Regions from separate parts of the Mus musculus genome. Here regions 2, 3, 4, 5 and 6 are each linked to region 1. A link is a loop called in an ENCODE intact Hi-C map of the cell type or tissue named here. Cell type or tissue: heart. All regions are shown on one strand. Each heading gives the region's core, and the rest is flanking DNA. Links, peaks and the distances in the headings are about the cores only. Region 1 overlaps Gm33206 (a long non-coding RNA gene). Region 2 has its middle 5.7 kb from the start of Mecom. Region 3 overlaps Mecom (MDS1 and EVI1 complex locus). Region 4 holds the start of Gm33206 (a long non-coding RNA gene). Region 5 overlaps Mecom (MDS1 and EVI1 complex locus). Region 6 overlaps Mecom (MDS1 and EVI1 complex locus).

Region 1 (5,247 bases), core at 438-4,437:
AGAGAAAACAAAAGCATAAAACAAAAGCCTACAAATGTTGATGGTGTCTGAGGAGGACGCTTGAAGTCAACTTTGCATCATCTGACCTCAACGGATGTGCACACATATGTGCACTTGCACACATACAGGTGTACACAGATATAAACACATGCATGCACACACACGTACACACACACACACACACACACACACACACACACAGACACACACACACACACACACATGTGTCTATAGTGGAGACAATTTGATTAAGTAGGAAAACTCCATGTGACAGCATGCGTACCTTAGTCTCTCTGGAATTCTAAACCATAAAAGTAGGCTGATAATGTCTTTATACCCTTTGAATTAGGGGAGGTTTGAAAAATGAGTTGAAAATGTCAATAGCTCAGCCTTCTGCCTAGAACCTAATGAGTTTCTGAAAACAGTAAACTCAGAGCTGAAACCCTCTGCATGAAGCTTTCTGAAGGTAAGATTCAGACATGTTCATTCTTTTTCTGACCCCAGTAAATCAGTGTCACCGTGTCACCATTCAATCCCATATTATTTCTTCCATTTTGGCCATCTCTCCCACCTCTGCTTTAAATATTGTTTCAAAATGACCTTGTAGTCATGATAATAGTAGTCATTTACCTGTCACCCTGCACTGCTCAGCCATTGCACATAATCTCCAGAGCAGCAGTGGAAGGCAGGTGTTCCCCTGCTTGGAGGTTGGGCCAGGTCATATTTCATTAAATGTCCCCATGAAACCTAGCACTGTGCCTTGGATACACAAGACCCTCGTCACACATGTTTTGATTGACTGAAACTCGGCAGTATGTCCCACTCCCTTTCTTTGTAATGTATGTAGGTGTTTGATTTATAAGGAATTTCTGTCCCTGGATGTGGCCGGCTATTGAATTTATGTGTGACAAGGAAACCATACAGTTTGGCAACTCTATAGTGATAGGTGATGTGTGATTCATTTGGGGGAAGATAAACATTTTCTATTCAGACTTTGAATACCTGGGCCTACGGTTAGCTAATCAAGTCTCTGCATGGCTGAACAGACATCTTCAAAGGGACTTTACTCTAAATTACTCCATTGTGTGTTTCTAGATGCTGTCCTGTTGCATATTGATAATATTTCTTATAGCCACTGCTTAAAAGTAGGAAACAAACATAATTTAGACTTTACTCATCTTAAAAGAAAGCCAGTGGTGTTATAAACCTAAGTCCATGCTAGAAAACCAGGACCCCAAGACCCTTTGAGAGGCCAGGATGCGCTCACAATAAGTTACATCTGTCTGTAACGTAAGGCACACAAAGAGAGACTCAGAGAGTGTGCCTTTCTTAAAAGATGTGTCAAAGCAGGAATCTAAGTTGGTCCTGGAAGACCGTATAGATAGGTGGCGGGGCATGGGACAGCAAAAACTGCAGGGGCCATTGATCAGCCTCTCTGAGCCATCTCCCTCCTGGTCTGGTTCAGTTGCTTTCTCCTCAACTAACTACTCTTTGCCTCCTGAGGTAGGCTTTAAGTTCCCAGTGGATGTTTTTCTTCCCTCCCCTGTGAAATCACATGAATCTAGGCTGGGTGGGGGCAGGGGAGGAGTATGGTAGGCTCTGAACAAGCCCAACCTCACTGGTGGGAGAAATGGTCCCGTAAATCCTTTCAAAGGGCGCCCACCATGTCTGAGAGTCGGAAGGGGCAGCCGGTGACATGAATACGATTATTGTAATGGAGCAAAATGTGTGACCCGACCGGATTCGGTAAACCCAGCAAAAGGGAACGGCACAGTTAACCCGTGTCTTGGGGGAGCACTAAACCTGGAGCAGACTTATTAATTAGAGCTTCTGAGGGGCACAGAAAAGGGGAGGCTTTCTCCATTATGGAGACAGCTCCATTCTAGCCAGTTGCTTTCCACGGGGGCAACTCCTGCTCCTTTCTTTCTTCTCTTTGAGCCAAGCAGTCTGAGTTACTGTTCACAAGGTCCCTGTTGTGCCTTTTCCATTCAGAAATAGAGCCGATGGGAGAGTTTTTAAATGCATCAGTAGGTGGCGCTCTTTCTTTTAATTTATTTTTCAATCTTCGGTCCAGTTTGTACTGAAAGACCCAGACCTTTTTAATGAAAGAGAAGGGATTTTTAAAATGAAAACACATATACAATGTCCTCTTTTAATTGAAATGGTATATTGTGAAATCATTACTGTCACATGACATTTGTGTTTTAGGGAAATGCATATATATATATATATATATATATATTCCTAAATTGACTTTAGCAATTTGAAAATGATAGTGGACATCTGTGTTCAATAACGTTTTGTTGGTAACCGGTGTTTAATATTTCATGTCAAATCAGGAAGAGTGATAGAAGGTTCTGGAACAGCGGCGGCGACTGGCATTCCTGCAGCACAGCCTGCCCTTTGTCATACTCACCATAAAGAAACCTGCTGTAGCCGGGATGGGAGCTGCACCAGAGTGACTCTGTTCTTGGACCTTACATAAACTTCCAGAATACACTGTCTCTATTTTCTTTTAGAAATATGTCTATAAGCAAAACGGGCTAAAGGACTTCCCAAGCTCATTATTTATTTAAGTGGGAAAGAGGGGGAGTGTGTGTTGGGGGAAAGAGCTCTTGGAAGAAATTACAGCAGAATAAATCATCTTCTAGAACAAATCTTACCTTTGTTTCTCGTCAGTCCTCTTTCTTGCCTAGTTGGTAGGCTGTGATGGGAAGGGAGGCGAATGCCAATGGAAACATGCCTCCAGTGGTTCACAATGAACTCTGGCTAGGATTCTAACAGTAGGAGCTGAGCAGGGTGGGACAGGGGCAGAGAGGAGCAAGGAATAACTTTGAATAAGTTTGTTTCCTTCTCTCATCCTCTTCTATGTGCAATCTAAACTCTATATGCAGCATTGACTTAACAACAGATGTGGTAAAAAGACAATTGGAGGAAAGGGGGCTCTCTTTCAGCTGTCTACAAGACTAGTCCCCTGAATCATCACACTGACCTGCTATTCAGGTCTGTCGGGCTAATTTCAACATTTTTTTTAAATGCAGGGTCCAGATCAGTGGATTTGCTTTGACTAGAATGTAATGTATGAGAAATAGAATATTTGGGATCTAGACATGCAGGCATAGCTCCTGTTTGTTTATGTAGATTTGAAGGACTGTGTAATTGAGGGAAAGAGCACCCTTCACTATGTGCAATAATAAGGGTGAACCTTTAGGTGGGCCAGTCCGTATGTGGCCAGGATCTCTTCTATGTTTTGAAGAGAGAATTCTAGTGACAAAAACCAAGGTCCTGAAATAACTTTGAGGGAGAAGTGATGTGCCTATGGTGTCATTTTTTCTTGTTTATACTTAAAAATGGGAAAGGGTTAGATTAAACAAGTATTTGATTTTGTAATGGCTTCAAAACTCAGGAATACAGGAGAAGACAAAGTAGATGAAAATACAGCATGCTCATGACTTATTTTCTATTCCCCCAAATGTCTACTTACAGGCAAAAATTAAGTAACCAGATAAAATTAGCCATGTATAAAAGTTAACCTTTCTCGGGTTCCAAATGGCAATGACATTTGCCTGCCAATAATGTTAATTCTGTTTGCTTTGCAAAACTTATAATTTTATTATTTCAATACTTCAGTGTTACCAGAGCTATCAAGGAAGTATGGGTATCTTTCTTATTTGAGACAGAGAGAATAAAGTACTGAGTCTAAAAGCCAAACATAATGACCAAGAACCATGCATCCGTGACCCCAGAACCCCAGTCTAGCTATGTCTTTTCTCCCGTGGAAGGAAGCTTTGTCTGTGTATGAGACTTGGGCATCCAATGTGCAGCCGGCAGAGAAACAAGCCAAACTTTCTGGCAGGTGGTAAAACAATAGAGAAATGCAGATAATAAACACGAGTCAGTCCAGGCAGTGATCAGTTGTGGGCATAGCCTGTTTCCTATAGCAGCTTTACGTTCAATCCCAGATCCCATGCCTCGTTAAAAGGCTGAAATAGAAAAGATGTCATTACTCAAGTGTTTTTCATGAAGTGAATGTTTCTTAGTCGTCAGTATTGGCTACCACCGTTCACTAGAAAGCTCCACATTAAATGATCAGCTTCATCTTCCCTGGGCTGCAACTAAGAACATGTGTTTGTGCCCTGTGAGCATCCATTTGTGAGCTATCATACCTTCTTGGCAAGCATGGTGTTGAAGTTGGGGGTATAAACATAACTTTATGGCATAGCTTGAGAAAACAATCTTTCCAGGGACACATTAAAATGCCCTATCTGCCTTCTCATCGTCAAAGAAGACCCAGTGCCTCCATTAGAATCCCACAATTCAGAAAGTTGTTCCTCGTGTTATTAGAAGGTTGAGCTACCTAACTACAGTTCAGAATCATCTACCACCGATGAAAGAGTTCTGCATCTCAGGGGGCGGGGTGGGTCTGGTACCTACTCCACAAACCACCACTTCTGTTCTTTTGAATTTGAGACAATATCATCTTCTAAATCGAAATGAAATATATACTTATTATTCCTTGCTCAGACCTTTGGTTGAGCCATGTCTGCTTCTCTCTGGACCATCCTCTTCAAATCTCAGAGGTATGGGGGAGGGGGAACAATGAAGAGCCTCAGACAATCATCCCAGATAAGCTGCCAAGTGGGGCAGTGACTTCTTAAAAATGACAGCAACAAAGCTCTTGATCCTGTAGATCTCTCTCTCTCTCTCTCTCTCTCTCTCTCTCTCTCTCTCTCTCTCCCTCCATCCCCTCTCTCTCTCCCCTCTCTCTCTCTCCTCTCTCTCTCCCTCCCCTCTCTCTCCCCCCTCTCTCTCCTCTCTCTCTCTCTCTCTCTCTCTCTCTCTCTCTCTCTCTCTCTCTGTCTCTCTGTCTCTCCTCTCTCTGTCTCTCTCTGTCTCTCTCTCTGTCTCTCCTCTCTCTCTCTCTCTGTCTCTCCTCTCTCTCTCTCTCTCTGTCTCTGTCTCTCTCTCCTCTCTCTCTCTGTCTCTGTCTCTGTCTCTCACTTCTTAGTTGTGTTTAGCAACATTTTCTTCAAGTTCGGCATTTTGTTTGCACTTTGAGATGATCCATGTTTTTAAATCTGACTTTATTAAGATCATTTCTTACATCTTCCGTATCTTCCCAGAATTTTACAGCTCATATGTTTTTCTTCTTTGGAGTGCTCTTTCATTAACTAAAAAAATCTAAATTATTTTAAAAGTTTACTTTAACTCGACCTTCACTCTTCATCTCTAGCACAGGAACACACC
Region 2 (5,247 bases), core at 433-4,432, 700 kb after region 1:
TAGGACAAGTTTTTCTTGCCTTTCCTTCTATGGAAACTGGCATTCTGGAAGTGGTGACAACTTGGAAAAATTCATGAGCTTAATAACTGTTTGGGTTTGTTTGGGATGTGTGTGTGTGTGCACATGTGTGTTGTTTCCCCGCCCCACCCCCGTCCTTCCTTTCTTCCTTTCTTTGAGCAGAAATGGGGAGATAGAGGTAGGAGTGGAAAGGAAGACAAACTATTGAAAAGGAAGAGGCAGGTCAGTATTCCTCTTTCCAACTGTGTCTTTAATTAATGCTAGAAACAGCAAGGAACCGGAAATGTTTTTTTTTCCTTTCCTGGCACTATAATTGAGCCAACCCCACAGTACCTTTAGAAGAAAGTTTGAATTCTTTATGGAGGTATTTCTTGGCCTATTGTCTTTGTGCAGTGAACTCTACATGCTATTGAATCGAAACCTACATTTGCCTGGCTACCAGAAAGATTAATTTAATCATTGTAATGTAATTATTAATACTGTTTACCCAACGCTGAGTTTCAGGTTGGCTGTTAAGAAATTAAACTCTCGCTGGGTGACCAGAGGTAGGCAGGAGTCTCTTCATGTTGAAATGAAACAGTTCTCTTTATTTAGTCTCAGAGTCCAGCTTTCGGCCAGGGGTTCAATTAGCCAAAATGGAAACAATTTTCATTCATTGCAATAACTCTCTCGTTCTGGGGATCGCTTTCAAAATATACACTTTATTATTATACGCTGACCTCGGTGGCGTGGTGTGGCAATAAAAGAAAGAGGCAGGGAGATCTATCTAGCCCCCTTGGGCTATAATTATTAGAAATTAATTGGGTTCAGGACCCTGGGTAGCCTAGCTAAATTAATAGCTTGTCTGGTGGTTTAAATCCGAATTTTCAGTCCACAGGAGAGAAAGGGAGAGCGTCACAGACATGAAATGCAGACCCAAGGGACGCCTGAGTTTACTTGCAAGACACTCATCTATTAAACAGTATCCAGAATACATTGGAGCTGGGGAGAGGGGGCCGGAGTAGGAGGGGGTGGAGGCGACCAGAAAGAAGAAAGCAGTAAAGACCAGGAGGGAGGCTGAGAGTGTACAGAAAGGTCTCGAGTTGATTTTATTCGATTTTTCTTGTCTGCATTGTTTTCGGGAGGGGTTGCATTTAGGGGTTAAAATCAAAAATAAAGATCCCGTGCATTCGGAGCTGTCGTACTGGAGTAAAAGTGAAAAGGGAGCCTTAGGCAAAAGGAAATTACTGCGAGCCCGCGTGACCTTTCAGGGAGGTAATCAATCAAGTGATCAACAGGGATATTTATCATCGCTATATAGGACGACTTCGGCCGGCAAGGGCGGGGTGGGGGTGGAGGGGAGAAGGAGAGGGTGGAGACACGCGTACATTCACACACTCGCGAAAGTTTGAACAAATCCGATGGGTCTCGAGACAGAACACACGGAAGCTTTTGGAAATGTTCAGACTCCCAATTCTGTTTGACATCCTCCGAACGAGAAACGAGAAACGCACACTTTCGTGGGTTTCGGCAAGGGCTGAGACTCGTATCCCCTGCCTCAGCCCGTTATACGAAAAGGTGTTAACTCTCAATCGCCAGTCCGGCTTGGCCTTGAATACGAAGCTACTGGCGGGGAAATCCGCGCTTCGCACCGCTGCAAGGCGAGAGCCGGGGCGCCTGCTAGGCTTTCGCGTACCGTGCATCTGGCCAGCGGCGAGGGGGATGCAAGGTCGTCCCTCCCAGCTGCATGCAGACCCCGCGACTTATAGTCTCCTCTTCCTACGAAATCCTTGCTCTGCAGCGCAGCCGTAATCGCGTAAAGCTGCAGGCCGGTCAAAAGCAAGCACATAAGGTTCGATCAGCGGCTGGCCTCCGCTGGCCAGCCACCTCCTCCACATTGTAAATGTCACCCTTTTGTAAATAGCGCTTTTGAGCCCAGTTTTCTTGGCAAACTGACCCTGTTCCTTCTCCCTGCAACATCCACCTGCTCCCAGAAGCCAAAAAAAAAAAAAAAAAAAAAAAAAAAAAAGGTGCGGGCTTGTAGGGAAGCGCGATGCTGGTTTTAAATCGTCACTGCATCAATCCGAACCTCCCAGGCTCCCCAGCCAGCTCGGAATGATAACGGGTTCTTTCTCAGAGTTAGTCCGCTGACAACTGGCCCTCGAGGCTGGAAGCTCCTGTACGAAGGGCCACGGATGGAGGTAATACACGCCGCCTCCACGGTGTGATCCGCGACTCACGCGGTACCCGACCGCGCCAGGGTGGCGCGGAGGCTGCTCGGGTTGGCAGCCCACGCGGAGCTCGCGCTCCCCCGCGCGTCTCTCTGGAGGCCCTCTCTGGGCTCCCGGCGCCGGGCGCGGTCTCCTCCCGCACAGCCTAGTCTGCGGCGCCCCCGCCTGGCTCTCTCCGCCGCCGCAGCTCGGAAGCTCCAGCCATGGAGGGCTCCAGCTGTGCACAGTAGCTGCCTAGGCTGGGGGTGGGACACAGCTGGGGCGCCCCAGGGAAGCGAGTTAGGGTGGGAAGGAACCCAGCGAGGAGGATTAAGACGAGAACAACTCCCGGCGCTGCTACCGGCTTAAGATCTGGAGGAGCTGCTACTCGGGCACAAATCTTTAAGTCCTGGGGGATATGGAGCCCCAGAAAGAAGCCAGACTGCTGGCGTGCAATGCCAGAGGCCCTCTTTAGATCTTTGCATTGAACAAAGAATCGTCTCGAAGAATGTTGCCAAAGTTTAATGTGCGCACGAATCACCTGGGGATCTTGTTAACATGCAGATTCGGATCCAGGAAGTCTGAGGTGAGGCTCAAGCACTCTGCGTTTCTGAGCTCACTTGCAGGTTGCGCGGATGCTCCTAGAAGCCCACCATTACTTGGACCATTACCACTATTAGAAGCTCAAAACCTCAGGGCCGGGTTAGACCGACCAACTCGAAAAGACATTTTCCCAGACGATTCACCGAAATAGTGCACTTTTGGGAAACACCACTCTTGAAAGTATCTGGCCAAGATTTCTGTCTTGTTAAATCACCTCAGCAGCTGAATCCCTGTTTCCTGCCTTAGTCGCGAAAAGGGTAGTGTCTGATTCTACTCACTTAAAACCTACACCTTCTCTGTCCTTTGTTGAAACCCGTCTCCCAGTTTTGTTGCCTTTGGATCTTAGAAGCCAAACGCCTCTAAGACCTAAAGGTTTCCCGGATCCCCCAAAAGGATGGGCAGCCCTTCCCCCATTCTCCCTCCGTTGCTTTCCAAGTCTCTGCCTTTTATTCCTCCCTGCTCTTACAGTTTTTGTTTACTCATTCCCTTCTTCGCTGTGGACATCCTGAAGGCGGCATCTTAGATTGAATTTTGAAATTTTCATCTGAAGCATGAGCATATTTCTCTCCTGCATAGCCATGTCTGCTGTTGCTAAGAGATAGCCATATTCAGATTTTATGGGCACTGTACATGAGATAAATCCTCATCCAGCAAGATCAATTCTTAAGATTTTTTAAAAAAAGAAACAAAGTCAAACATTTGACTGGCCCAGAACTTACAGAAATCCCCCTGCCTCTGCCTCCTAAATACAGAGATAAAGGTGATGACCACCACACTCGGCAGATTTTAATATCTTAAAGAGTTGATCCAACGAAGTTTCAAATATAGTATCCCATTTTAACCAACTGTGTGAATTCAGGCAAACAACTGAGTTTCTTCTTTGTATGGTTGAATAATTATGTACATCTTGCACGAATATTGTGGGGGTTAAAAATAATATACAGAACACTACGTATGGATTTTACTTTGTAAAAGAGACTTGCTCTAAACTCTGTTTTGAAAGTTAGAATAATGACAAGGATCCCTCTCTGTCTCTCTTTCTGTCTCCCCTCCTCAACGTGCCCCCTCCCCGTGTGTGTGTGTGTGTGTGTGTGTGTGTGTGTGTGTGTGAGTGAGTGTGTGAGTGAGTGTGTGTGTGAGTGTGTGTATGAGTGTGTGTGTGAGTGTGTGTGAGTGTGTGTGTGTGTGAGTGTGTGTGAGTGTGTGTGTGTGTGTGTGTGTGGTCTTGGGCTCTGTCTTCTCATTCACAGCTGTAATGGGATATTTTTTCTTTGGTCAGCGGGCTGTCTCTTCACACAGCAGAACCCAAGGGTTTGATGTATATGAAATTGCTGTAACTGGATCTTCACTTTAACATTGCAGCTTGAATGGGCACCAGTGTGTGCGTGGGTTTGGGTTACATACTCTCAAAAAATGCTGTGTGCACGAGAACTGACAAATCAGTCCCTAATACCAAGCTACTGTCAATATTCGATACAAAGAAGCTCCAGACCATCTTCCAGACAGGCTGACACAGCAGAACCCAGGAGAACCCAAACCACATGGCGAGAAGAGGAAAGGAACTGAAAGATGCTTCTCTTCTGCTCTGGCCTCACAAAAAAAAAAAGAGTCTTTCCTCACAACCCAACCAGAGAGGGTATTTGAATCAGTCTAATGTTTCTAGGTTACCCCATTCTCTGCCTGTGAGTTGAAAGCCACAAAGTAATTTCAACAGAAAGTGATTTTTAGCAAAGTAAGTTCTTTTTTCTTTCATCCTTTTAAAAATTCTGCTTTGTTTCTCTAGCCCTTTTCATTCTAACTCTCCATGAGTCTGGCTGTTGTCTTTACTTTCAATACATAAAATTATTCAGGTTAGTTCACTGGCAGTAAATAAAAGATGTGTTGTATTTTTTAACATAGAGCACTTTATTATTATTTACTCAGATACATGGTTGTGGTTAACATGAGAATGTTATCACACATAACCAAAACATATTAATTTGCTTAATGTCCTTTAAAACTTATAGTAGATTTCCACATTTTTTTAAAAGCACTTTCTACAGAATCCATGCTGAGACAGTTATGAACAAGAGTGCCTTGTAGCAAGAGTCTCAGTACTCAATAACTTAATTCTCTTGAACTGAGTCCAAGGCAGAGCTGGCAACCTTCAAATTCCTCTATAGAGTCAGAGCGTCCTAAAACCATGACAGTGTGACACAGGTGTGCCTGGGCTTATAAAAGCCAAATCACAATATGGTTATTTGCTCTGTGCTGTTTTATTAAATAATGAGTCCTCCAGGACATTAAAAAATAGGATTTGACTTACAAAAATTTGATTTATACTCACTTTCCTTGGAAAAAATAGCTATTGAGGTAACATTTTATTTTTTTAAATGGTGATACATGTCCCATTTCAAACATTTCATAATCTTTTCAAAGATTAAGGTCAAGAAGAACA
Region 3 (5,247 bases), core at 786-4,785, 350 kb after region 1:
GGATCCTAATTTTAATTGCTTGTTTTCTCTCTGTGCAGGCAAACTCTAGAAAAAGAAGGTGATTCCTAGTATCTGGCTTAAAGCATCAAAGGAAAAATCAGCACAAAGAAGGTTCCTCTAAATTTTAAAGACTAAAGCTATCTTGAGCGTCTGAAAAGATAAGAGGGAGATGGGAAAGAAATGGAGGGGAGAGAAGGGGGAAGGGGAAGGTAACTTCTGGTGGAGCTCACTCTACATAGAAACCACTATTGTGTTATAGTTGACCACATTGGCCTAATAAGAGGCTGAAGATCTGAATCCAGGCACTGCAGAGTATTTTAAAGTACCCCAGGGAATGGAAACATACCTGGATCAAATTATATTGAGCTCAGACACACATACAGCATTCTAACTCTTTCCACTACCCTGTGGTCATATTGGGTAGTGTTGTTTATTAATGTTCAATCACAGATATTAGGATGAAGGATGTCAGTTCAGAGAAAAGAGGACTACATGGGCCACCAAAACCTAGCACAGTGGAGTTGTTTTGGCCAAGACCTCAACTGTAGGCTACACACCAATAGTCATTGCTGCCATTACTTGCCAATAGGTGGCTGATGAGTGTATTTGAAATCTCAGTTCTGGGAAGAAACAGCTGACACAAATGAACAGAATGGGCAGAATCGGAGAGAAAAGCTACATTGTGAGAGCTAAGTGTAGAGCTACGATCAAGGTCTCCTGCCCAGGGACCCTTAAGTGGGCTCATCCCTGCCTTGCTGCTGTTGTGTGAGCATATAGGCCAACAACAACACTACATCTAGCCCCTGGGTGGGATGGAGTCTTTGGCTGCTCTTCTAGTTCATAAAGTCTCCTGCTATACCCTGCTGGCTCCTTCTATAGGCTCCTTTATCACTTGTTTGCTCTCAGTCTGGTAGGCTCTTGGGTTTTTCTGCTATCATTGAGAAAATTGCTCAGGTTTTCTCTCCAAGTAGATGAACCAAGTACATTTGTTGACTGTGGTTCTTCTGAGTTCTAGAGCAGTCATCATCACCAAACACTGTGTATTTTGGTCTTGTGTTCCTGTCTTCTTACTTACTAGAAAGTTCCTTAAATATGCAGAATTTTTCTAGACTCCAGGTACGTTCTCTCAGACATATTGTTTGCCATTCGGGTGCACGAGAGGCTGCTATGGGTTTCTAGCCAGTGAACCCTGGCTGGCCCCTGATAACAAGTGAGAACTGGAGTTGATAGAGAATTTTCAGCCCAGGCCCTTAGGAGAGTTTATATTCATTCTAGTGTTCCTGTCAGTTTTTCTCATGATGAAACTCTTTCTCTTGGTCAATCAAGTCAACTAGAAACTAATTAGTAATTAGTACTTAATCAAGAGCTCTCTCTCTCTCTCTCTCTCTCTCTCTCTCTCTCCCCCTCCCTCCCTTCTCCATCCCTCCCTCCATTCCCCTTTCTTTCCATCTCCCTCTCTCTTTCCCTCCTCCTCACCCCCTCCCTTCTTTCAATAACTATATGACCCAAGGTGCCTGGTTATTTTATTGGTTGGTCATTAACCACCGCTTGGAGTTTCTTGTTTGGTTGATTGGTGGGGTCTTTGTTTTGCTTTGCCAGTGAACCCTTCCTCTGTTTTCCTGCTGGAGGATAATTAGATTTCTGTACTCAGCTACTACAGTTAGTCAAGAGCAGTATTTGTTTGTTGTTGCTGTTGCTGCTGCTTAGTTTTTTAAAGATGGTTTGATTGATGGATGGATAGGAGAATGGCTCAGTGGGAAGTGGAAACATGTGGAATCAGAACCTAAACCTCCAATTTCTACACAAAAAGCAGGCATAACTGGCCACACCTATAACCCTGCCCTGGTGGATGCAGACAGGAGCATCCCTGGGCCTGCTGGCAGTCAGTCTGACCAAAAAAATTAGTAATCTTTAGGTTCAGTAACAGACCTGCTAAAAGACATGAGTCGGGGAATGATAGAGCAAGATACATGGCATCTGCTATTGTCCTCATACACAGTCATGCCCCATATACACACAGCTTCTCACAGCACACACACATACATACCCACACGCACACACACAAACACACACACACATGCCACAATGGGAAGTGTGTGTGTTAGCCAGTGGAGAGGCATTGTTTCTAATGCTGATCATGTGTGCCATGGAGAATCACCCTATCAAGGTGGTAAAACAAGTGTCTGCGCATGCTGTGCCTCTTACCTTCTGTCTTTTCTAGCGGCACAGGAGAGCACTGAGAAATCGAAAGCCGGCCACCTGGAACCCCACACGCTGGAAGACTTGGCCCTTGAACCTGAGGACCCAGCTGCAACTCTGGGTTGACTATTTAGACAAAGATGAATCTGATCATCTGATGAAACCACGTCAATCACAGATTCAGCTATAGCATTCCACGCTAGCCCTCCTTCCAGAAGCTTCTGCAGGACACAACTCCACCAACACAGAGCCCCAGAGGAAAAGGCTTACCACAGTCATTTTCCCAAGCCTGTCTGCCTCTCCCACCACCCATGCAGAATCAATTCCACTCCACAGCATCTCCACCACCTTCCTCCTGGCTCTAGGAAGTGCTCTCCATCCCCTTTTCTTGCTCTGGACTATTACTTTTTCTATTCTTTAAGTTTTCTTTTTTTATTTGAAGAAACAGTTCATATCTTAATGCCAGATAAAATACGAGCATTATGGGGATTTTCAAATGGTACTGGGCTTTGAAACTTCTCTCCCACTCTTGCTATCGTAATTTGGCTGACTTACTTTACATATTGAGCATCTAAAGATATAATTTAAAGAAATATTTTAGTGTTTTTTTAATTTAATGGGATTTTTTCAAAGTTAAAATACACGTGACTCAAGGGATTTGCCACCACCTGGTGGCAGCATATGCAAATGTCAATGTACCTAGATGTAAAAAAGGGTGGAGTTGAACCCGCTACTCAGAAGTTATACAGTAGTATCAGGTGTATCTCAGAGACACATGTCGCTGTAGGAAAACAAATGCATTTAAAAAATACAAAATCTCTTTTGAAATGAAATCCAAGTACGGAAAGCTAAGTTTTCCATAACTGAAATTAGCACACCTTATTACACAAACTTCTGGCATGCAGGGTATATTTCCATGGTGTCTTAGAACCAGCATTGTGGCTGCACGTAAGACAGCCAGCAGGGCCTCTCACATTGTCGCTGTGCTTCAATGTGGTGTTATTTTACCCGCTAGTCATTGCTTCTTCCTCTTGCCATCAGAATAAGTACTAGATTCTCATTTAGTGCATTCGACCTGGGATTCCCAGAGCTGTACTCCATCTCCTCTGAATCCAAAGGCAGAGCAAAGCCAGCTTTCTTAAACCACTGTACACAGAGAACAGGAGACCAGTGCTCCTCCCGCAGCAAGGAACTGGGAGTGGAGGAAGGATGTGGGATCTTCCCTTTCCAGACCCTTGTACTCTGTCACATGTCAGTCATGGGTTGTACTGGTTTTGTCTATTGGAACCACACCACCCTCACTCTGGCCTGACGTGGCAATGCTCTGTTCAGGCAGAACACTGTTCTCACTGAACCAGGTTCCAGTAAGTGAGGCGTATGTTTACTGAAAGAGAAAGGAAACTAGAGCCAGGTCTTTCTTTGTAGTCTCTGGGATGGTCAGACACCCAGAGACCCTCCCCCAAACAAGGGGTGCTGTCCTTGGCCTCTCCTCTGGCTCAGTGACTCAGAAGGCATGGCTTTCTTGATCACAGTGATATCTTAGACTGACTCTTCTACCAGGACACAGGAAAAGCTTCGGGGTAGGGCAGGGGCATCCTGCCAGCTCTCGGGTCTGCAGAGAGCTGTGAGGAAAAGCAAGCAGAGCTCCAGTAGGTCTTGGCAGAGCAGAAGGCAGGCCCTTGAGCAACTGTCTGAAGAAGCCACCATGGCTTTGCACTTAGTGTGCATCAGTAGGATATATCCTTATGGGTTCACCCTCCACCCTCAGTGACTGCACAGCATTTAAGGACAAAAGTGATTAGCTATAGTGCAGCTTCCAATTGAAACCAAAACCAGGTTTCCATAAACACTCACACTAATATTCTTTAGCAGCCTTTCCTGGGCCAGCTATAGATGAAGGCAATTACAAAACTTGCTTGATTCGCAAAGATAGGATGGAAGGGGAATAACCAGAGAGCCAGAAAAGTGAAACAGCAAGAACCCACCTGGTGACCTTCATAGTAGAAGGCTTTTGCCATGCCTATGGTGTTCCTTGCCCACACCAGCATCTTGTAAAGTTCACTTTGAGCATTCCAAGTGTGCCACTGTTTATTCTTCCAACACTGTACAGCCAACATTAGGTACTCCACAACTTTGAACTACAGTTCAGACAACTCACTTGTAGCTTCAGCCTTGAGGCATGGATGCCACTGACTACTGATATGAACTTGTATAGCCAAGTATGGTCAGCCATGGCCTTCCAGTGGCTGTAACAGCCACTCCACAATTTCACAGCTCCTGAAACTTTAATCCCTACCATCCTGGATGTGGAGTGATGAAAAAGGTATCACTAGTAGAGTTAGGAATTCACAGCAACCAAAAGCAACTTAGAAACCAAGCGTGCAAACTGTCTCAGAGGTGCTCATGGCAACACCTTATCATGAGGCATTGCAGGAGGGCTCCGCAGCTGTGGCTCTGAGCACACATCCGCCCTAAACACTGCAGGTGCTCCTATGACTCGACACGTGAGTGAACGGTGCTCTCCACACCTGGGCTCAGGTTCTATACATTTATAGATTAAGTATTATAGTATTTTTCTTGTCTATACAAAGTGTTCTGCTCTTATGAAAACTGAATTGTTTAATTACAGAAAATAAAAGACTTTCAATAGTTTTCTAGCATGTTCCCCAGAGTGTTATCAAAATAGTCTGTTTGTTTTTACTGTGTTAAAAGTGTCTGATTTCTTTTTAATGCTATTTAAGTTATAGATACATTTTATTTTAAAAAATCAGTACATAAATTTGACTTGGGATTAAGACAGATTATTCTACAATTGCTGAAATGGTTTAAGATATACTTCTGGCTCTGTGTGCTATATATTTCTGAGAAGTGGCATTCTCAGAATTGACAATTATAAAATATTAGGGCTGGATATATGGTTCAGCAGTTAACAATACTTGTTGTTCTTCTAGAAAACCCAGGTTTAGTTCTCAACACCAATAGCATGAAGCTCAAAATCACCTTAACTCCAACTCCAGAGCATCCATGGCTCTCACTGGGCCATTTTCA
Region 4 (5,247 bases), core at 798-4,797, 78 kb after region 1:
ATAGTAGTGGGAGACAGGAGATGGCACAGCACTTAAAGTACTTGTGCTGTAAGCAGCAGGCCTGATGACCGAGTTTACATTCCCAAAACACATATCAGTGCCAGTGGGTGTACTGGCCTGTCTGTGCTTCCAGCACTCAGGAGACAGCAATGGGAAGTTCCATAAGCAAGCTATATAGCTAGACTAGCTGTGTCATCAAGCCCTGGAGTTAACTTAGAAACCCTGCCTGGACACATATGAGAGAGGGTGCTTGAAGAAGACTCCTGACACAATCTCTAGCTTCCATATCCACACACACATGTATACACATCCCCCCACACCTGGATATCCACACACACATGGAAATATTCTCAGAAAGAAGGGATAACAGTAGTATCTCCATCATAGAATAATCGGGGCTATTGGATGAGTTAATAGGAGCAAAGATATGAGGAAATATCTATCATGTTAGATCTACAATTGTTAGTGAGGTTATTAGTTTGTGTCCTAGTTATCTAGCATACTACTAATTATTTTCCCCTTTAGTCAAATCTTTTCATTAATATTTGTGGTTCCTCCTGTACTTAAATATCAACTCCATTCATATCTCTCCTTCACAGGTCCTTCCTTTGAAATCTTGGTCATCATGTACAATTTCCTTCATTATATGTCCACTTTGACAAGTCATGTACCTGTTAAACTCAACTTTCCCCCTCCCAACTGGTCACCTCTCCATCCTTGCTGAGGAAGCACACCCACTATTGAAGCTAGAATGCTGATAATAACCTTCTGTGATGTTAGTACTGATGTTCAAGCCCTGAGCCATCAACATCCTGTCTCTGTTTTTACCCATATTCCTCAGACCTTGTAAATGTCTGTTACCTGCCATGTGAACTATTGGAAATTTCAACTGACTTGCTTCTCAGCCCTCTGACCTCTTTAATTCCATTGTCTATGTACCTGGGAGAACAACCTTTTCAAACATGAGAAGGTCTTATACTTAGAGAATGCTGATGCCTTCTTTTCTCTCTTATAGTCAAGATGAACTAACTCTGGCTGAGCTCATAAGATGTTTGTACCTCAATTTTAAGTTACTTTGTTCTCTCTGCTGCTTTCTTCCTGAAGGTATTGGCCATTGTTTTATCTTATGAAAACTTTCCACTCTTCTCAGGGCAGAGCCTGTGTACATGCTGGTCCTCCTAATCACCCCATCGTTTCTGTTCTTTGTGGCTTCTAGACTCTTGCGTCACATTCTCAGGAAACCATCCTTTGATCTTCATGGCCAGATATGTCCTTATATCATTCTTGTTTGTGATGTTTAACATGATTCTGTTTTTATATTTCTTTATGGCATGCTTAGGTTTTGTTTGTCTTATAATAAACTACAACTTCTGTGAGCCAGTATCTTCAGGAGACAATCCTGCAACTGAGTGGTCAAGATTTCACATATTGATATTATAGCCTTTGGGGATTCACACCCCCCGCCCCCGGCAATCCTCTGAAACCATCTTTGTGGCTATAGAATGATGCCAGGAACAGCATGAGCCTCATCCCGTAGAAGAGTTATCTATATGATGTGCACAAGCTAATTCCAACACAGTTGCTCATAATTGTGATTAAACCATAGTATTCTTGACTAGACATGGCCACAGAAATTAAGTCAAATGAATTAGAGAGTTGTTAGGCTATACCTTACTTGACTGATGTAACTGCAGGGAAAGAGCATTTCAGCACATTCTCTCCCCCTTAGAATTCCTTAGACTGCAGTGCCTGAGTCCACTCTACTCACAAACAACATCATAAGACACAAACATGACAGGGCGACTTTTATTAACTGTGCAGTATTTGCATTCAAGTATAGAGTCTGCATTTGAAGGCTTTCTTCCTTAAAGAAATGACTGTTTCAAATTATGATGACTAAACACAGACTGCAGATACTCCCAAAACCACAGCAAGAGAACAAGCTGGGAACTGCATTATTTTATCTTCAGAATAGCCAGAAATATTTCAATCTTCACTCTTTTGATGACTTCATAGAGAAATAACTGTGTGGTTGACTTTACAAAAGAGAGGAGAAATTAGAAAGGGAGAAAGAGAGAGAGAGAGAGAGAGAGAGAGAGAGAGAGAGAGAATGTTCCAGCCTTTACTTTTGAATTTTGAGACTACATCACAATACCTAAAGAAGAAAAGAAATTGTTTTCTGGCTTTGATGTTCAAATGTCAAGACAATAATTTTTTCTGTTACAAAATGATGACTGTCTGGAAAATATTTTTTCTATTAATATTATAGGATTTTTAGGTCTTTGGACAGTTCATTTGAATGGCCACAAGAGAGCAGTAAGAAATTAAAGCTCACTCAGTGACTCAGAGTCACACTGATGTGGGCCCTCTGCTATTAGGAAAGTTTGAAAGTCCGATGGACTTCATGTTCATGGACTTGGAGAGGCAGTCCGGGAGTCCATTCTCCCCCTTAAAAGCTATGTAGTCAAGAAGGTCAATGCCGACACGATCAACAAATTATCAGGAAAGAACCTGGAATTAGACCTTCAGGAAACCCATATTCATGTGTGAAATGGAAAAATATTCTCGCCTAGAGCTCAGGGGTGTCTTGAGAAGTTTCTGCCCTGTCCCTGTGGAATATACAAGACACAAAGGTATGTGGTACAAGACAGAGTCCCACAGGGCAGGCCTGGGCATCCCTTAGAACATGACCAGTATTTTCAAATGTTTGCAACCAGGAATGTTTTACAGTTCTAATTCTACCTTTTTCTCTTATAGCTTAACTATCATATAAAGTGGTGTTTGGAGGATATCGTGATAGTTCTTAAACCTCTTCCCTAACTCTCTATATTCTCTACCCTCTTTGCTCACACTAGCTTTGCCATGTATGACTTAATATGTTGAATACCATGAATTTTAAAAGCGAATTTAAAAAAAATGAATTCACAAACGGCTAGGAACAGAATTAGTATATGAGAAGTTACTATAAATCTGTTCAAGAAAAAGTTGAACAGCCAGTAAAATAAAATAGAATTACTCCAAGCTCACGAAATTAGAATCACAGTCAATATGCATGTGAAAATTGTTTGTGCTTAGTAAATGGCAGAATGTTGTGTTAGCAGAGTTTGTGCTGAAAACAGCACGATCCTGATGCTTTGTATTAACAGAAAGATGACACAGCCTGTGGGGCAGATGTGGAAGCAGCTAGAAAGTAAGGTAGAGCGACAAGCTTTAAAATGTGCGTTTCCTTTAACGGAGACAATTCCTCGCTGGGAATTAACACTGTGAAAACAACCCGATGAACTCAATGTAGAGGCTTCAATAGTAAAAGAGAACTGGAAAAAAATAAAAATTGTGTTTCAAAGAAATCAAATTTGTAAAAATAAAGGTATAGAGGTGCAGCAAGACTTTGACAAAAGACACTGACAATAAAATACACGTACACGTGCTGGCCCTGAAAACACAGGAGGAATTTTAATTCATAGTGAGTATTAAACGCCATAAGTGATACAACACAGGAAGAAACTGTGCTTGGCTACATAGGAAAATATCTGTATGTTATTTTCAAAGTAGCAATCCCCCCTGGGAATGAGTCTTAAAAATGATTTGTTTCTGTTTTCTTCCACCGTTTCGTTTCCCCGAATGCTTTGGTTTTAAAACAATTAGTGTGTTACTTTCAAATTCAATAAAACACACACACACACATACACACACACACACACACACACACACACACACACACACACACACACACAAAATCTATTTCTATGCTCTAGGAAATTCTCAGAGAATCTTAAAAGTTAGTTTGATAAATCTAAAAAATGCTTAAAATATGATCTCCAGTTACCAAGTGACAGAGAGTAAAAATCTATTAATTAAAGTCAGCATATGTAATTTACAGATTCTAAATAGTAAGAAAGAAAACTATGTATTGAAATTTTTCCAAAGTAATTATAGATGGTATTCAGTCAACTTACACATTTAGGTTATTTTGTAAATCAGTTCAGATTATCATATTTTAAGTATAAAAATTTTTGCTTTTCAAAAGAAATACGCTCTTCCTTAATATTCTATTTATGGACAAGCCAGCAATCTGGCATTTAAGCAATTTTAATTTTTTTCTAGATGTCTTAACTGACTGTCTGCTCATTGATTTTCAGTCATATATTGAACCTGTAACTACTATAATGAACTACATTTCAAAAGGACCTTTATTTAATGTGACCTCTGTCTTGCTGAGAATAGCTTCCTTAATGATGAGTCAGAATTTAGAGAAGGTATAATTGTTTCATATTTGGAAAATAATATGCTTCTCAACATAACCCATGAGCAATTATTATTTTTGACCATTTGAATTACTTCTATATTTTAAAATCATGAATTATCACATATTTTCTATGAAGCCACTAATATATCAGATTTAAACCATCACTGCAAAATACATATTATTACCTCTAATTTATGTTAGTGTAATCATAGTAAGTACAACCCGTTGTCTATCATGACTTACGTGAAGCTGGAAAGAATCCCATGTGTGAACGCTCTAGTTCCTAGAGGAATTTCATGCTTCCTTGGAAGAGACACTTTTCCCCAATTAATCATATGTGGTGGTCCATTTCCTTCTATTAGGGAACCCTCCTAGGCAGGAAAAAAAAATCTATGACTTTCTTCCTGGTTATAATTTAGAAGAATGAGAGGCAGACTATGGTAGTGTGTACAAGGCAGGCTGGACCAAACGCCAGTTCCCCAGGCTTCTCCTTGACTTCCACAGATGAAGTGAAAAAGCTGACGTTCTTGCACATGTTTCTGCGTTCTCTGGTTTCTAGTCTATGGATGAGAATTCATGTTCTCACTGGCTTTTTTAGTTACCCTCTTTTCCAATGAATTTTATCTTTCTCCAGAGAAAGAAACAGTGTCATAGAAGACGTGAGACCAAGCAAGGAAACAAACATCACTGTTCTACCCATCGTAACTGAAAATGTGCTCTTTAGCTGTCAATTAAATCTTATTTGGTAGCCATGGCGTTCAAATGCTCTCATTGTGGAGCTCTGAGAATGCCTTGGAGACAGGACAGAGAGTGGCAGCACTGTCAGCTCAGGCAAGTGCACTTGCCACATTCAAAACCCCTTCTAGCTGATACACAGTATTGCTCCCTGCAACGGCCATTGTTTACATTGGTAGAAAGCTCTTTGGAATTTCTGAGGCCCTCCTGATTCTCACCATGCTCTCTGCCCATTTCTTCTTTTCTGCTTTCCTGCAGTTCACTGC
Region 5 (5,247 bases), core at 859-4,858, 200 kb after region 1:
CGCGAGAGCCGAGAAGGCGGCAGCCAGCCGGGCTGACCCACCCGAGGCGGCGGAGTCCCAGCGACCAGGGACGCTCCGGGGGCACGGGGACCTCAGCGCAAACCCGGGACGCAGACGCTGTCCCCAGCGACACCCTGCCCACAGCCAAGACTTTTTAAAGTGAGTTCGCTTACCTTCCGATTTCTACGGCCTCAACTCAGCAATCAAAAGCAATCACAGCAGAATTAAACAAAAATAAGATCAGCAGCAGCCAGGTACTCGAGTTGGAAAATCTTTTCAAAGAACACCCGCTAACATTTCGAGATATTTTAAAAGAAAAAAAAATTTTTTTTTAAAATAAAAGCCTCGTGTCTCCACTTCCAAATGGGTGTCTGATAAGTTTGTCGTTCCCTGGGAGCTGATCGCCAGGACCACGCGTTTCGGATTTATTGTCCGCCAACAGTGTTTTAAGACCAGAATTGAGCCGGGTTTGGTGTATTTGGGTTTTTCCCCTCTTCCTAAATGAGCTCGCAGCTATTCCTTCTGGTCTCACTACCTCCCTCTTTCCTCACTTTCTCTTGCTCTTATCAGCCCGATGTGTAATGAAAGTTATCTGAAACCTACTAAAACTTCTCCCACTCCTCTGTCGCAGCTCCAGGGGCAAGACCCGCAGGAGGAAAGTGTGCGAAGGTAGGGGGCCTGCCAGGCCAGGACGGCCCCCCAGGTCCTCCCAGAGCCTTCTCGGGGCCAGACCCTCACCGGCTCGTCCCCTTTAGCCACTCCGCGCCCAGCCGCAGGGTTTCTATTTCATGAACTGTCTCTTTAAAGGGGATCTGCTCGGCCATCCAGAAAGAAACCGGGGCGAGGGAGAAAGGGAGCTATCTCCAGAGTGGTCGGAAGCCAGACGACGGGCTCCTCTTTCAGTAAATTTTTAAAGTGACAGCAGCCTCCTCTGGCGGGAGAGGTCACAAAAAGGTCGCCAAGACCCAAGTCCTATAGGGACAGACTGATTATAGATGCACCATCCCCAGAAACATGTAGATTTCTGCCGATAAACAACCAATGGGGAAATTTCTCCAGGCAGGATTTGTTTCCCCAGGGAAATCTCTTTGGTTTTGATGTCCTGAGCACAAGGGTGTGTGTGTGTGTGTGTGTGTGTGTGTGTGTGTGTGTGTGTGTGAGAGAGAGAGAGAGAGAGAGAGAGAGAGAGAGAGAGAGAGAGAGAGAGAGAGTCTGTGTTAGAGTTGGGTGGGGGATGGGAAAGATAGGGTGGAGAATTGCTTTCAGGGGTGTGAGGGTGCCTCCCCAGGCAGGCTGGTAGTTTGGAAGCTCTGAAGAGGGCCAGGGCAACTCTTAGGATAAAGAGATACTGGCTCGCATTAAAAGTCTCAAGACAGCAGCTTCAAAAGTGAAAACTAACACACATTTCCAGTTTCCAGTTAAGCATATTTTAAAATAAAATATAATTTAAGTTTCTACTTAAATTTATTCCTTTCCTTTTTATAGTTAGGTCCCCAGAAATGTGTACATTTTAAAAATACCCCTACACACACACACACACACACACACACACACACACACACACAAGAACAAATCTTAAAATCTAAAGCATTATTTTCATATCTCTCTCACAAATAGATTGTAGTAGATTGAGAATATTTTCTAAGTTATTCAAAAGGCCATGACTTCCCCAGAGTCAAGTTATGCAAGTGGTTGCTTTTAGTGATTCATATTTTATATATTAGATAACTTTATAATAAGTTTGGGCACTTTCTATCAATACAATGCAGAGATGACATTGGGTGAAAGAATTTGGATAGAGGATGGCAAAATATAAGAATCCATGTGTTTATTTGTAGATAAATTTGGAAAAAAAAATGTTAAACCCACCGCTTAATTGAGAATAAATGCTTTTGATGAGAAAACTCCATTTATAAAAGCAAATAGAAAGATACAGCTCACCTACCCACCAAGAGAAGACAGAAACACCTCCAGGACAACCACCCCCAACCCCCACTAGGCAAGAGAACTGCCTCTGAGCTAAATCGCCAGCCCTCAGATCCAATTTATTCTCAACTCAACAATGGAAAATTTAGTAAAATGCCTAGGTCTAGGAACAGGTACTTGGGAGGGGTGGAGCCAGCTCACAGGCTTAGAATGTGTGCTGACATTAAACTTTTATCTATGAATCAGGACTCACAGTACCACCCACATTTCTTTCTCTCCAAGGGCAAGTTAATGTGAAAATCCAGTAGATCTTTATTTTCCCCAAAATGCTGATCAAAAAACAAAAATAGTGTCAGAAGACAAGGAAGCAGGTGACAGTAAATGACTAGAGGTGGTGACTAATTCATTTTGGTGGCCTGTTATCTATGACACTGAACTGTTATTTCAGATAATGGCCATTGTTTGGCGGGGGGGGGGGGGGGGGGGAGGGAGATCTCACAGCAGTAGTAGGTAAGACAGGGGAAAAATCCTTTGTAAATAACCTAAGCATTGAGATATTCCCATAGAGCCCTGCCTGAGAATCATGAGGAGTCTGGGCTTCCCTGCATTGATCTTAGGCCCTTCCTCAACTTGCCCATTGTTGAAGTGCTCTTTTTCTTTTACTTTTTTTTTTTTTTTTAATTTAGCCATAAATTGGAATAGCTGGAGCTATGAGCTGTTCTATTTTCTTCCTGTCAGGATGAGAGATTTGTTTTATGATGCATTGTGTATTAAATACAAGTAATCTGGGGAACTGAGTGCTTCAGACACTTCAGCTTGATCAGGGGGTCTGGGTGCTCAGTGCCCCAAACCATTCCAAGCCCCTACTTCACCCCACCCTGGCCTTGCAGCACCCACTGCCTAACCTTTTTCAAAGCTTCTCAGAAAAGCAGGAAAGGTTGGTGGCGACACAAAGGTCCTGGGAAATCAGTGACAGGTCCTAACTAAATTCACATTTCAGGGAAAAAAAAAAAAAAACCTTTGAGGTTTTTGTTGTTGTTGTTTGTTTTGTTTTGTTTTCTCCCCACTTACATTAGCTTCTGGTGTGGGAGGCGGAGCGACGGGTCTAGATGGTATTCTTGCAGGTACGGCTGGAGGCCGTTAGGTGGCGATGTATCCCGAAATAAAGTACAGTGCCTGCAGCCTCAACGACCTAGGTGAACCCACCAGGATCTGACAGCCTGGTTGCAGCCTCCAGGTCTCACAGACACAGACCCTGGGAAACTGCCTGAGTGGAGGATGCTCCTACCTCTGAATTTCCTTAATTTCCTCCCTGAGACCTTGAGAGATGTGTCTAAAGACAGCGAGGATCCATTCTAACATTACCGCTATCCGTTTAATATGTGTCTCTTATTAAATAGTATCAATATTGGTGCTGTGATTCTCACTCTTGTACAACAGATAAACTGCAGGAAAGATTACACGGCATTATCACAAGCATCTATCTGGGCGAAGAAAGTCTAACAGCAGCTTCCTGGTCCCCACTCCCCTCACCTCCTCCCAACACCGTCTTCTTTTGCATATGAGGCAGGAACTTCACATGATGACAGCCATCCTGCTTTGTCTTAACATAACTTGAAATTTAGAGAAAAAGTCCCACAATCTCACAATAAGTGATAGAGCGCTCCTCCCTGCCTCTCTCCAATAGTAACCCATTAGGAGATCTACCCCATCCGAAGAAAAACAGGCTCAAACAAGGGTAGAGGGCAGAGTTTTGCAAGGAGTGTGCTTTGCTTCCCTGTAAGCTTGCTTCCCGTTAGTTAGGAGCCTTCTAAAACAATAAATAAATACAAGGAGCCAAATCCACCAACTCCCTTTACTCCTTGGATTTCTAGAGAAATCTGTTTACAGTAGTTACCAGCTACAAATTAAGCCACTGCAAAGCTGCTTTCTGCTCCACAGTGATCAGGAATACGCCTGTTCTGCAGAGTTTAGCACCGCCCTTGCAATAGACTATTACAAATAATGGTTTTACCTTAATCTCGAACCAGCTTTAGTTTGCAAGCCCGGATCAGGAAAGTTGATCTAACTACCAGGGTAGTGGAAGGCAGGAGGCGGCTTTAAGCAATGTATGGCTTTGAGAATGCATGCAACAGAGTAGCGATCAGATTTTTACAGAGTAGCGATCAGATTTTTTTTTCTTAAATAATCATACTTTTAAACCGCTTTTCAGTACTAGCCATGGCACGCTTCTTTTCTTTATTGCTCTTAATTGTTGTTTACCAAGAAGACAACATTGGGAAATTCTCAGTTTGAGCAGAGTGGGTAGATTTTCTAGGAGTCACACACTGGTTGATGGCCAGGCTGGGGTGGGAGGGGTTAATGCATTTTCTTCCAGGTTTGAAATGGGTATAAACCCTCCGCAATCCTTTCCCTTCCTCCCTAGGCTGCAAGGACTGCAGAATCTTTAAAAGGCCCAAAGATTTCCAATAAGGCCATGGGTTCTGCCTTCATGGTATAACTGTTTATTTAAAATAAGTCAATATATTAGTTAAAGCGGTAATAAGTCAGCGCCCCAGTATCCAAGTGATTCCCACAGGACTGTAAACCGATGCCTCTTTTAAGCCTTAAACTTCAGGGTTGTCCCAGAAGCAAGAGTCCAGCTAATGGAGGCCCTATGGGCATGGTACATGCCAGCACATCATTAAAAGAAAGAAAAGCAGTCCACAGAAAGCCAGATGAAATGACTGCACTGTCCACTTTTAATGGCTTCCTGTGGACAAACGGCCCTGTAACACTCTGCAGAGGACGGTATTTAAAAACAAGACAACTTGCTGGCAGTTTTCAATACCATAAAGTTAATAAAGTAGGCTCCCATTCACCCTGACATTATGTTTTGAGTTTATAGAGGAAGGCCCTTTATAACCTCAGCCTAAGTATAGTCTTTTTAATTCTGCAGCTCTGGGTTCTTGGGGTGGCTAAGCAGCCATTGAACTCCAAGTCTGACTTTTTTTTTTCTTCTAACACCAAGCAAATGTATGGGTTTGTTTTTTGTTTTTTGTTTTTTTTTGGGGGGGGGGGCATCTCATATGCAGTCTCTCCTTCACAGACTATCTGTGAAATCCTGCTTCATACCGTTCATACAGTTGGGAAGCATGAAATAATTTGAGAAATTGACATTTGGCTGAACAATAACTGCTTGCTAATTAAATTAGCTTTGTGTATAGATATTGATGTGTGTTTAAAAAGAAAATCAATGCTTTCTCTCCACGGCACAGTGGCAATGTGGGAAGTGGTCAGACTTTCACCTAAGCTTAAGTGAGACACAGGTAAGAAAATTTC
Region 6 (5,247 bases), core at 459-4,458, 640 kb after region 1:
TTTCTGTTAAAATTTCTGGATTTAGGTGATTTTAAGGCCAGGAAGCCCTGCCTAAAACATGCTAGTCTGAATACTGACACATACGTGTGCAGGAGTAGAAGACCTCTTCAGACTCCTCAGGAGATCAAGCACTGTCTTGATCCAAGCCACCATCTCATTTAAAAATAAATAAATAGATAGATAGATAGATAGATAGATAGATAGATAGATAGATAGATAGATAGATAGATAAAAGCAAGCTCTAAACTACATCAAGCTGTTCTTCTGTCTGGATGGACTTGCCTGCAGGACCCTGCCTAACTAGCCCTCTCACCACGTCCATGGAAACTTCCCATCACACGCTTCTTTCCCCTGCCCCTGCTCTTTCTACGAGTGCAGCCGAATCTGCTGGAGCAGACGCCGGGTATGTGGGCAAAACAAACAAGCCAGGCAGTTGTGAAGGGCGGAAGTGTTTCATAAGCCTCAGTTTGGGGTTGCACAGAATTGCATGCGGACAATGGCAAACAAAATTTATTAATATATCCTGTTTCCATTGCTTTCTTAAAGACCTAGCTTATAACAGCTAATAATCTCTGGTCCTCAGGCCCAGGGTGACCTCTTTCAAAGTGCTTGCTTTCCTCCATTATAATGGGACAGGATTAAAGACCTAGGAACCAAATGATTACACTAGCCACATATAAATCTTCCCCCTCTCTTTTTCTCACTCTTATCTTTACTCCTCTAATCTGATCATTTATGCCCAGAAATCAGCAAAGAACATCAATTTTGCTTGAGAGAAAGGTAAGAAAGGTAGAAAAGATAAGGACTGTGAGTCTCCTACAGTCTAGAACAGGGTTTTCAAACCACTGTGGCTTTGACATTTTGAGCCCGATAATTTCTTGTTTGTAGACAGCAGACTGTGCATTGTGGGATATGGAAGCCAGTAGTTAGCTTCCAGAGTCTCCAGACAGTACCATATGACCCCTATGAGTCCATATGAGTACCATATGAGCATCAGGGCCCCAGAACCACATCCAGCTGAGAACCACTAATCTAGAATAATTTTAAAAGCGGTGCATCTGGGGACCTGGAGACAGAGCTCAGCTAGCAGGAGGTTTGCTTAGCATCTCTAAAGCCTCGGGCTTGGTTCCCAGCACCACATAAAGCACAGTGTTCCACTCCACTAATCTCGGCACTCGAGAGGCAAAGGCAGGAAGATCAGGGGTTCAAGGTCATCCTCAACTACACAGTGAGTTCAAAACTATCCTGGGCCAAAAGAAACTGTGTCAGTCTATCTGTTTGTTTTCTTTAAAAAAAAAAAAAAGCAACTAATTTGTATTAGATAGGTTGGTCAATATTTAGTACTTAAGTAGAAGGATTATTAGTCTATAAAGTTGTTTAAACATCAAACAAAAAAAGGACATATAATTTCCAAAAAATAAAATCAGAAACATTATGACTACCGTTTTAGGTGTAACATCTGATGGACATCAGATCAAGGCTGAAATTTTGCAAAATACTAATATAATAATAATAACAATGTGGCATGGTGGCACCAAGACTCACTAAGGCACCTCAGCTTTGGCAGAGACACCCGGGGAACTGCACGCTGCCAGCACTGATGTTCCTGGTGCTCTGCTGTTGGTTTGTATTGGGTTTTTCTTTTTCTTTAACTTGGGGGTTCTTTAAGCATAGTTTTAATCTCTATGTTCCTAGCTCTTATAATCTACAAATCATCAAAATGCTGTTTTATAAGGGTATCTCATCAGCTTTGATGTCCGCAAAGCCCGGGGGCCCTTTTTCTTGCGCGCTTATTTTCTTTTGAACCAGGAAACTGTGCTTTGCCAAGAGCAAATGGAACGCAAGCCTCAAAAGATCTAAGTTCCATCTGCAGCTCAGAACCCTCGAATTCTCCGAGTTCTCCAACTTAACAAAATACAGTCTCACCATCCCTTACACCACATCTCCCAGGTTCTAGCTACAGTCATGGCCGGGAAGGTTCTATAAACCTAAGGGTTTTCCTCCAGAGAAAGGGGAGTGGACTGAAAGGCTGGCATTGGGATACAACCCTGGTCTCAGTTACACTCTTCATCTTTAAAATGCCATCCAAGGTAAGAGAAAATAGACAGGAAGGAAAGAAAGAAATCAGCTAAGCAACATGTTCTCTGACTTTCCCCAGGTTCAAATCCAACAAACAAGATATTACATCAAAGTTAAATTGTTTACACATTACATGACCTGTCCTTTTTTTTTTCTTACCACTGAGTTCCACAGTACAAAAATATTATTTCAGAGGCAAGGATGTAAACCCTATTCATAACAGGATTTCAAACACATCCTGAAATGAAGCGTCTCCTCAGATAGTGTGCCCTCGGTTACATCGAAGGCATGCTGGTTTTATTTGTCAGTGTTTGCCGAGGGGGTCACAATATCAGGAAGCAGGAGATGGCTCATCAAAGCGTCGCTGGGAGCTCTCACAACTCATCAGTTAGACAGTACCTTGTTTTTGACACTGGGGCGGAAATGCATCTGCCCCTACCCATTGTTAGAAGCTTCCTCCTGTCTTTAAGTTTTTTGGAAGGAGCACTGAGGACTCGACTTCTTTTTTCCAATAGGTAATTGTCACTAATTAATGCTTCTGCTTCATTCAACAATGTGGACCTGTGACCCAAGTAATCTGGCCTTGTATCCCTAGCCTTACAGCAAGGACATTGCAATCTCCTAACCCTGTCCCCAGGGGCCCAGGTCACAGACCAAGGCTGCCCTGCTGGGTTCCCAAGCAAGCCTCTCTGGGCTTCAAAGTCAGTGAGTTAGTTCAGTGGGACAGTGAGACATCAAGGAGGATGTGGCACCTGGCCAGTGAGCGTCTTCAGAGGGAGGGGTTTTTCCTCTGAGAAGAGCTTCTTGCAGAAACCAAGGCCTCTGATCTATCCATTCTACAGCCTCTTATGGGGTCCTGCTCATGCCAGGCCTGAGGCACTGGGAATAACTCAAAAAGAGTCTCCACTGGCAAGGAACTAGATCTAGGCTAAAGCTCAACCCCTTGTTAAAAGCTCATATATCCATTATTTCACATCTCCTTCCATAATAGTCTTCATTTACTTTCTCTTCCCTCCCTCCCAGCTTGCTTGAGTGTGCTCTCCAGTGTTCTCTCTCTCTCTCTCTCTTCCCCCTTCCCCCCTCCCCCATCCCTTCCTCCCTCCCACTCCCTCCCTCTCCCCCTCTCCATCTCCAAACACACATAACTAGACCATAGGAGTTGTGATGAGCACATGGTTCGAAATGACTCCAGGATAAAAAACAGCTTTCCTCTATTATCCCTTAACAAAATTCCAGATTATCGAGGACAACAGTCCAAAATTCCTTCCTTACTGTTTGATTCTCCTCTGCTCATAAGCCTTTTTCTAAAATCTGGGCTAGGAACAAACCTACATAAACAAAATCTAGATTAATTTCAAATCAATAAAGATGACAAAAAATGAGGTCCAACACGCAAACTTAAGAATGAATACAGTGAATTTTAAAGAAGATACATAAAAGGCCTGGTGCAAAATAGCCCTCCCACGATAAATGCTGGGTGTCTTTGGATAACCCGCTGCCCATTTTCTTTTTCAAATGGTCACAGAAGTTTGAGTTCCACAGATTAGGAAGATATGCCTGCTTATCAATCTGTGATATCTGCTTATCAATCAGTACAAGCATGCGTTTGATAAACAGACCCAAGTCATGGAAAAGATAGCGTCAATAAGCAGGAAGCTTTGTTGTATACTTTTAAATAAATCTGCACTGCTGTATGCACCTACTGTAGAGAGTACATTACACAGGCAGACCAGAGCGAAGGGTACAAGCTCACGTCTTTGCCCACCACGCTAAGGGTGTTACACCCCCGCCTGCACCAGAACCCTCTTACTTGTGAATGAGGGGCTTAGTAACCATAGACTACGGAGCTTACATCTCCAGAGCTATTCAAAAGCTTCTGGCCCAGGTTCTTGGGGGAAGCCCACTAAGAACCTTCCTAGCAGGTGCAAAGTCCTGGGTTCAATCCTCAGGCACGGCAAATAATCAGAGAAAAGAAAATGGCTCATGGTAAGCAGTTGTGTAAATTACTGCTTCTATACTTATAAAACACGCAGGCTCAAAAAACATAGGCATCCCTGTTCATAAGGGAGCAGGAGTCTAGAGACACCTTGGGGATAGCTGAAAGCCTGCTCGCCTTCCTCAGCTTACCAAGGGGTAATAATGTGCAAGGCTCCTCCAGCTGGCTACAGACTCACACAAGAACCCATTCCCCTTCATCACGTCAGCTCCAATGGAGCCTGAAACAATGCCCTAAATATACCAGGTTTGTAGAAAATATGTGTTGAACAAATAAATATGTAAATTCAAGTCTTCTGTTTGAAAATCTGAGTTTACCATTATTGATATTACTTATATCTTAATGATAAAACTTTTTTACCCCAATTTTGGAGTGGTGGGGAGGAGTTGCGGGTAGATAGCATCTCACAGGTTGGCCTGGAGTGTACTGTAGGGCTTTGGTTGACTTTAAGAGCCTCCTCCCTGTGTCTGCTTTCTTAATTTGATGAAAAATCTATAATGGTCAGGCAGTGGTGGCTCACACCTTTAATTCTAGCTCTTGGGAGGCAGAGGCAGATGGATTTCTGAGTTCGAGGCCAACCTGGTCTACAGAGTGAGTTCCAGGACAGCCAGGGCTACACAGAGAAACCCTGTCTCAAAAAACCAAAATGAAGAAGAAAAGAAGGAGGAGGAGGAGGAGGAGGAGGAGGAGGAGGAGGAGGAGGAGGAGGAGAGAGAGAGAGAGAGAGAGAGAGAGAGAGAGAGAGAGAGAGAGAGAGAGAAGGAAAGATCTATAATGAACTCAGTAAGTCTTGCTCAGCTCTTCTATGTGTTAAAAATAAGTAAACATCTATGAAAACACATCCACACACATACCTGCCCAGTGTCCATGGAGATAGACTACTGTTTTAATAATCTAGCACTTTCTGAAAACCCCACCAGCTCCAGAGAACTTCACTTGGTAGTTGAGAGATATTCCACTGGCCTCTTAAATATGTTGCTGGATTTGGTTTTGGTTCGTTTTTTGTTATGCAGTTGTAACTCAAACAACAAATCTTCTAAAGTTGATTACAGCCAACTCTTTAAGAGTGCTGAGTTAATATTCGCTCTTTCAAGTAAATATGAGCATTTCTTGGATCAGATAATGTCGACTTTAATTTTATTTTTCTCGCATAAATGTTAATCAAGGACTAA

Evidence for each region. A loop is a pair of places that touch in the nucleus more often than their neighbours do. Peaks named below come from ENCODE experiments on the same cell type or tissue, not always from the same donor. Only the 100,000 strongest peaks of a DNase experiment are listed, where the experiment ranks them.
Region 2: a loop joins it to region 1, with 10 times the contacts of the local background. A loop is called at or near these places in 10 of 42 quality-filtered maps.
Region 3: it touches region 1 in a loop (4-fold over the local background); 5 of 42 quality-filtered maps call a loop at or near these places.
Region 4: a loop joins it to region 1, with 2.0 times the contacts of the local background. A loop is called at or near these places in 2 of 42 quality-filtered maps.
Region 5: a loop joins it to region 1, with 2.6 times the contacts of the local background. A loop is called at or near these places in 8 of 42 quality-filtered maps.
Region 6: a loop joins it to region 1, with 2.2 times the contacts of the local background. A loop is called at or near these places in 2 of 42 quality-filtered maps.

What each region holds. Positions count from the first base shown.
Region 1 is chr3:29,811,061-29,816,307 of GRCm38, forward strand. The region is part of intron 3 of Gm33206 (a long non-coding RNA gene); the gene reads right to left. Among named protein-coding and RNA genes, the nearest start is that of Mannr, 77 kb to the right of the region's middle. In heart, for the core only: a CTCF peak has its summit at 2,028 (motif pointing right); no DNase peak of the experiment used is centred there.
Region 2 is chr3:30,512,847-30,518,093 of GRCm38, forward strand. No RefSeq gene overlaps it. Among named protein-coding and RNA genes, the nearest start is that of Mecom, 5.7 kb to the left of the region's middle. In heart, for the core only: a CTCF peak has its summit at 2,386 (motif pointing left); DNase peaks (open chromatin) are centred at 1,305, 1,775 and 2,365; H3K4me3 peaks cover 2,655 bases; H3K27ac peaks cover 2,189 bases; H3K27me3 peaks cover 911 bases.
Region 3 is chr3:30,157,664-30,162,910 of GRCm38, forward strand. The region is part of intron 2 of Mecom (MDS1 and EVI1 complex locus); the gene reads right to left. Among named protein-coding and RNA genes, the nearest start is that of Mecomos, 140 kb to the left of the region's middle. In heart, for the core only: a CTCF peak has its summit at 2,872; a DNase peak (open chromatin) is centred at 3,818; H3K27ac peaks cover 716 bases.
Region 4 is chr3:29,888,617-29,893,863 of GRCm38, forward strand. Gm33206 (a long non-coding RNA gene) reads right to left here and starts at 4,611. Exons shown (of 6, transcript XR_880724.2): 1 at 4,490-4,611. It overlaps Mannr (Mecom adjacent non-protein coding RNA), which reads left to right and starts at 2,401. Exons shown (of 2, transcript NR_110437.1): 1 at 2,401-2,633. In heart, for the core only: a CTCF peak has its summit at 2,300 (motif pointing right); no DNase peak of the experiment used is centred there.
Region 5 is chr3:30,012,369-30,017,615 of GRCm38, forward strand. The region is part of intron 2 of Mecom (MDS1 and EVI1 complex locus); the gene reads right to left. Among named protein-coding and RNA genes, the nearest start is that of Mecomos, 4.9 kb to the right of the region's middle. In heart, for the core only: a CTCF peak has its summit at 3,070; a DNase peak (open chromatin) is centred at 3,083; H3K4me3 peaks cover 568 bases; H3K27ac peaks cover 1,149 bases.
Region 6 is chr3:30,455,685-30,460,931 of GRCm38, forward strand. The region is part of intron 1 of Mecom (MDS1 and EVI1 complex locus); the gene reads right to left. Among named protein-coding and RNA genes, the nearest start is that of Mecom, 51 kb to the right of the region's middle. In heart, for the core only: no CTCF peak of the experiment used is centred there; DNase peaks (open chromatin) are centred at 2,537 and 2,627.